Linked DNA regions of Homo sapiens: region 2 is linked to region 1. Evidence: chromatin loops called from intact Hi-C (ENCODE). Cell type or tissue: Calu3. All regions are shown on one strand. Each heading gives the region's core, and the rest is flanking DNA. Links, peaks and the distances in the headings are about the cores only.

Evidence for each region. Peaks named below come from ENCODE experiments on the same cell type or tissue, not always from the same donor. Only the 100,000 strongest peaks of a DNase experiment are listed, where the experiment ranks them.
Region 2: it touches region 1 in a loop (4-fold over the local background); 10 of 110 quality-filtered maps call a loop at or near these places.

Annotation. Positions count from the first base shown.
Region 1 is chr7:140,230,337-140,233,244 of GRCh38, reverse strand. It overlaps LOC107986854 (a long non-coding RNA gene), which reads right to left and starts at 1,759. Exons shown (of 2, transcript XR_001745386.2): 1 at 1,624-1,759. RefSeq lists silencers at 1,823-1,872, 1,923-1,972, 2,553-2,712. In Calu3, for the core only: no CTCF peak of the experiment used is centred there; DNase peaks (open chromatin) are centred at 1,744 and 2,524.
Region 2 is chr7:140,325,305-140,328,212 of GRCh38, reverse strand. No RefSeq gene overlaps it. Among named protein-coding and RNA genes, the nearest start is that of SLC37A3, 72 kb to the left of the region's middle. In Calu3, for the core only: a CTCF peak has its summit at 1,744; a DNase peak (open chromatin) is centred at 1,762.

The DNA.
Region 1 (2,908 bases), core at 296-2,795:
CTATATTCCCCTAAGGTCCCAGATTACTCAACATAGGATATTCCTACCACAAAGAGTTTTCGTTCCCTTTTGGACCCTCTTATGAAGAGTTGTCATTCTTCACATTCTTAGGCATGATGGACCTCTGAATGACAGGTTCCCATCTGACCAAAAAGCCTCCAATTTCAGCTTTGAGTTATTTCAGACTTTTCAGATGGAAGTCATTTTATATCTGTGGTTTCAAACCTGACCAGTCATCTAAATCACTTGAGTATTTAAAACAAAAAACATAACACGCGCCCTGGACCTGCTGAATCCCAATCCAGAGATGCGCTCGGTGATGTGTATTTTTAAACGCCTTCACAGATGACTGTGATGGGCTTTCAGCCCTGGGAACCACTGAGCATCATCTGCTTTGCTGAAAAGATCCAGAGACTTCATCAGGCACCATAGCAGAGACACAGCAAGGCCCCGACTGACAAATCCTCTAGGAGAAACACTCCTATTAAAAATGTTGTAGCCTTGGCCGGGCTCAGTGGTTCATGCCTGTAAACCCAGCACGTTGGGAGGCCGAGGTGGGAGGATCACCTGAGGTCAGGAGTTCGAGACCAGCCTGGCCAACATAGTGAAACCCCGTCTCTACTAAACATACAAAAATTAGCCTGGTGTGGTGGCAGGCGCCTGTAGTCCCAGCTACTTGGAAGCCTGAGGCAGGAGAATCGCTTGAACCCGGGAGAAGGAGGTTGCAGTGAGCCAAGATTACAACACTCCAGCCTGGGTGACAGAGCAAGACTCAAATTAAATAAATAAATAAATAAATAAATAAATGTAGCCGCGGGGGGACGGGGAGGAAGTTGTTTATTTCCTCATGGCTGGGATAATGGCAGTAGTGGAGGTAGAAGCTTCTTGGGTGCAGCCTATTTTAGGCAGGCCGAGCCCAGTCCATGGAACAGGAAACAGTATCTGCAGGTGGGGGACCAACATGAGAGAGGACCACGGGTCTCGAGTTGGCCTGAGGGTGTGGGTAAGGAGGAAATGCACAGTGGGTAACCCGCCCGCCCCTACACACATTCTGTTTTTTTACTTCTGGCTTTTCTGGCAGTCAGTGAACTCTCTTAATCTTAAGGCATGGCGTGTAATAGCAGAGCAAACCTGTGTTGCAAAGGGACAACCTGAAAGAGCATGACTGAAGGGGAAATAAAACTCACCCGGTCCTTCTGGATTTCAGTTTAATCACTGGGTGTGCCCTTGGCACCAGGATCATAAAACAGACCTGGTTTCCTTCCTTTGATGTAGTTAAAGAGCCCTGGATTTGTCGTCGGGGCACCTGAGTTCCAGTCCCAAACCTGTACTAAGCAGCTGTGCCACCATGTGCCTAGGATTTAACTTACCTGAGCCTCACTTCCCCTGCTGGTAAAATGAGTAATCAAACCCATCTTGTGGGTTACAGTGATGGCTGGGTAAAGTAATGCATGGGAAAGCAATTTAGAAACGATCAAACACGACACAAAGGGAAGACCACCGTTTACAGAAGGGAAAGTGACGCAGGACACAGAAAGCGGGAGAAACCGTTCGCCAGCTCCTAGATTCCTCACCTCTGCCCTCCCCCTGTCCTCCCTTCCCCCTCCACGGCAGGGGCCTTACCAACAGCAGGCGCTCTAATCCGCCTGGGCACACACCTGTCCTGGGCTGCTGGGAAGACGCCCCCCGCCCCGCCTAACAAACACACAGAAGTCTCCGGGCCGGGACACCATAAACGTTTCTAGTGGCAAGTCCTCACGGCCCGCGGGCTTCCATTGGCTCGGGAACCCCCTGAGCCTATTTTTCATTGGCTGGCTACTGCTGGGATGAGGAGAGGCAGTCTCAGCCGAGAGTCACTTAGGGCTGCGTGCCCTTTCCTGCCCACCTCCCCGAAGCGGCCCGGGAAGCCCCACTGCTCCCTGCGCGCTCCCTGCGCGCTCCCTGCGCGTCCCGGCCGCGCGCCTGCAGATCCTGCCCGCCCGGCAGCCGTCCCAGGCCGGGAAACAGTAGCCGCCACTCAAATCCGCCCCTTCATCGCCCAGTCCCGCAGTGGACATCTTTCTGGTCCCCCACCCAGAACTGAGCATCACTCCCCCGGTCACGCACATGAGCTGCGCCTCTGTCACTTTTGTCACTCAGTCCCCTTCCTAACTCCTCCCCCCACCCGCAGATTGAAGGGTGCAGTGATCTCCTGGCTCGGTCCCGAATAACGCTGGGTTTAAGTGCACTGGGCCCCAGTTGACAACCAAATAAAGTGGAAACACGTGCGCACCACTCACAGAAAGTATTTCCATTCCGCAGAAGCAACACCTACGGCCCCCACGCCCCCCAGCTCCGAGCCAGAGAACCGGCCCTCTAGGGAAGCCGCCGCCCTTCCCCATCGGGCTGTCATTGTTCCCCGGTCACTTCGGGCGGCGACCCCCACGGCCCGGCCCGCGCGCCCCGACAGCCCCCGCCCGCGGGACCAGCAGCCGCGGCAGGGCACGGGACACCCTTTCCCTGGCGGGGCGGCGTGGGGGCGGCGCTGCCAATCGCTGCGCAGCGCACGTGCTGCACGTCTGCGCATCCGGCCCCGCCCGGCCGGCGTGGTGTGGGGTTGCGGGGGTGCGGGGGCGCGAGGCGCAGCGGCGGTGTGGACGCGCGAGGGTCGAGGGATGCGCGCGTCGCGGGGTGGAGTGCGCGGTGCTTCGGACCCCGGGGCGGCGAGAGTGCGCCGGGGGGCAGTGCGAACGCCCAGGAGTGGGGAGTGCGCAGAGATCTGGGGGTGGCAGAGGACGAGCGCGCCAGCGGGGACCACGGGGGGACCCGAGGGCCCACAAAAGGGTCCGTTCCCCCCTATGCGATGGCTGAGCACCGGGAAACTCCCCAGCGGTCTCCGCCTGTCTCTATCCCTCTCTTACTAGAAACT
Region 2 (2,908 bases), core at 273-2,772, 95 kb before region 1:
CCTCAGGTGATCCACCCACCTTGGCCTCCCAAAGTGTTGGGATTACAAGTGTGAGCCTCCGCACCCGGCCTAGGTTTGCCTTTCTAAACAGCACCTCTTTACTCTTTTTCCCTCATCTTCTGTTTGAGTCTAAGAGTTGCACCATCCACTTGATAAACTGCTGCCTTGGTGTTTCTCCCCCAATTCTGTGTCTGCACAGTCAGCGGAGGTGTGACTGTTTCACGTGCCCGGCTGACCCAGGTCTGCCTTGGGTCCCTGCTCGGGCACCCCTCTTTCTAACAAATGTTGAATTAACCTTGAATGAGATTGTTGCTTCTAAAATGCCATTGGTCAGCTTTTTACTGCTTGTTCTTGCCCTCTGTTTAAGGAATTTTTTTTTCTTTTTGTCCTTTCAGGAATTAAATAAAAAGTAGCAAAATTGTTTGAAACTGTTTTCAATCCCCTTTATCACTGTGGCACAGGAAGCTGTCATCTCAGAAATTCATTGGCAGAGAAACACAGATAAAAGGGCTACCCTGTTGGACAGGAATGTTCTTTTGGATTTAATGGGATAATTGTATTTAGGTAAAACCTTTCATCTGAGGACTTCAAAGGCCTTTACCTTGTTTAGTAGTTATTATCACACCCTACAGAGTGACATTAGGGTACCACACTCCTAGATATTTTTTGTGTGTGTGCATTTGTTTATTTATTTAGCATTTTGCTTGTTTTCTTAGGCTCACCATGGAAAGCCTCAGGAACCTAACAGCACTGCAGTTGATTTCCATTAAAAAATAGTACCTAACAAATAGCAGACGTAACTGGCCTCTGTGTCCTAGAATGACGAATGAAGATGTTAATAGGGTTATAAAATAAAGAGCAACCATTCTGGAGCCAGGAAGGCGGGGCTGCGAGGGGCAACAGTCGTGACCAAAGTACTGGTGGCAGAGAGCGCTCCTTCCCCACACGCCCCAGTGGGTTTTACTTTTATTGGTTCTACTCAGGTTCCGAAAAGAGATTATTCTGTGAACAAGCTCTTGGAGAGAGTGTAGAGCCTCATAATCCTCCTTAACAGATTTTTTTTTTTTTTGAGACAGAATCTCGCTCCGTTGCCCAGGCTGGGGTGCAGTGGTGCAATCTCAGCTCAGTGCAGCCTCTGCCTCCTGGGTTCAAGCGATTCTTGTGCCTCAGCCTCCAGAGTAGCTGGGATTACAGGCATCTGCCACCATGCCCGGCTAACTTTTGTATTTTTAGTAGAAAACAGGGTTTCACCATGTTGCCCAGGCTGGTCTCAAACTCCTGACCGCAGGTGATCCACCTGCCTAAGCCTCCCAAAGTGCTGAGATTATAGGCGTGAACCACGGCGCCTGACCAACAGATCTTTTGAGAAGCAAGCCTGTGTCATGACCTGAGGGAGGATCCCTAACTTCCTGCCCCCACCCTCCCAGCCCCAGGCTCTGCAATCCGTGAGAGGCCATTGGCACAGCCTCTGGATAAAGGGGTTGGATTGGTGGTGAAGGGAAGAAGCTTTCAGAGAAATCTTGGCAAGAGTGGCCATGGGGTGCCCAGTGCTGTCCCCTTTGCTGTCCCCTTCCACACGCATCTGGTCTTGGCACAGCCATGTCACTGTCTACCAGCTTCTTTAATGCTTCAGGGTCGTGGTGGTTGTGAGAGAGAAGGAGATTTTTATACCGTTGGTTATGTTTTCCTTCCCAAAGAAGCAGTTCTTGGCCTGTGAAAACCCTTTCCCCGTGGCGGACCATTCATACCTCTTGGCTCAGCAGGGGGAGACAAAGTCCCAGACACTGCCTGCTGCACTTGTTTGAAGGAAAGTGCTGCACGCTCTTTATTTCAGTCTCACTTTATATCCGTTTGTTTAGATGTCCTCCTGGCTAGTTATTCTCTCTCTGTTTCCCCTCTGTGTAAGTCCTCGGTTCCCTCCCCTGGCCTCCTATTTCCGCTGGTAACCTCCCAGTCCCTTATACTGGAAGATGCAGAGGACCTGGAGATCGTCCACTGAGACAGTTCAGCCTCAAAATCCCTGACTCAGCCTGTGCTAAAGTCTCAGAAGACGTGGGTCCTTAACTTCACTCGAAATCTCACTCCCTTAAATTAGCTTCTGTCCACCTTTTTCTTCAGTCTTTATGTCTCCAGACCTCTGAATTGAGTCAGTGGAGGGAGGAGAGACCTTCAGTCACCCCCTTCACCTCTCACAGCTGTCATCCCTCTACTACCAATGTTGAACAGATTCTCCGAATGGACAGTCCACCTATGGAAAACCACATTATTTTCCAGCAACTCTTCCTTCCATCATCTGGAATCCAGCTTTGAACTGAGTTTAGAGCTCAGTCGGCTTCCTCCCTCTCTCGTGTGTGAATTCCTTTGTGTTGTCTCTACCAGCTGGCCACTAACCTGTCCGCGGAAACTGTCCCCTTTCAAGGACCAGAGCATGCTCTCCCGGGGAAGCCATTCCATTGTTGGAGAGCTCCCATGGTTAGAACGGTCTTTATCCTATTCACTGGGGATCTCATGATTTCTTCCATTGGTTCTAGGAAAAAGCAACACAAATGTATATTTTCTCTTGAGATACGTGTGTGTGTGTGTATGTATATTTATGTGTGTGTATATATATATAAAATATATAAAATATACAGTTTTTTCCTTATTTACATTGAAGGGCTAACTCAATATATTTGAAGACAACTTCCGTCTTTCCCTTTGAAAAGCTTTTTAGGGCCAGGCGCGGTGGCTCATGCCTGTAATCCCAGCACTTTGGGAGGCTGAGGCGGGTGGATTGCTTGAGGTCAGGAGTTTGAGACCAGCCTGACCAACATGGCAAAACCCCGTCTCTACTAAAAATGCAAAAATTAGCTGGGCGTGGTGGCGGGCGCCTGTAATCCCAGCTATTTGGGAGGCTGAGGCAGATGAA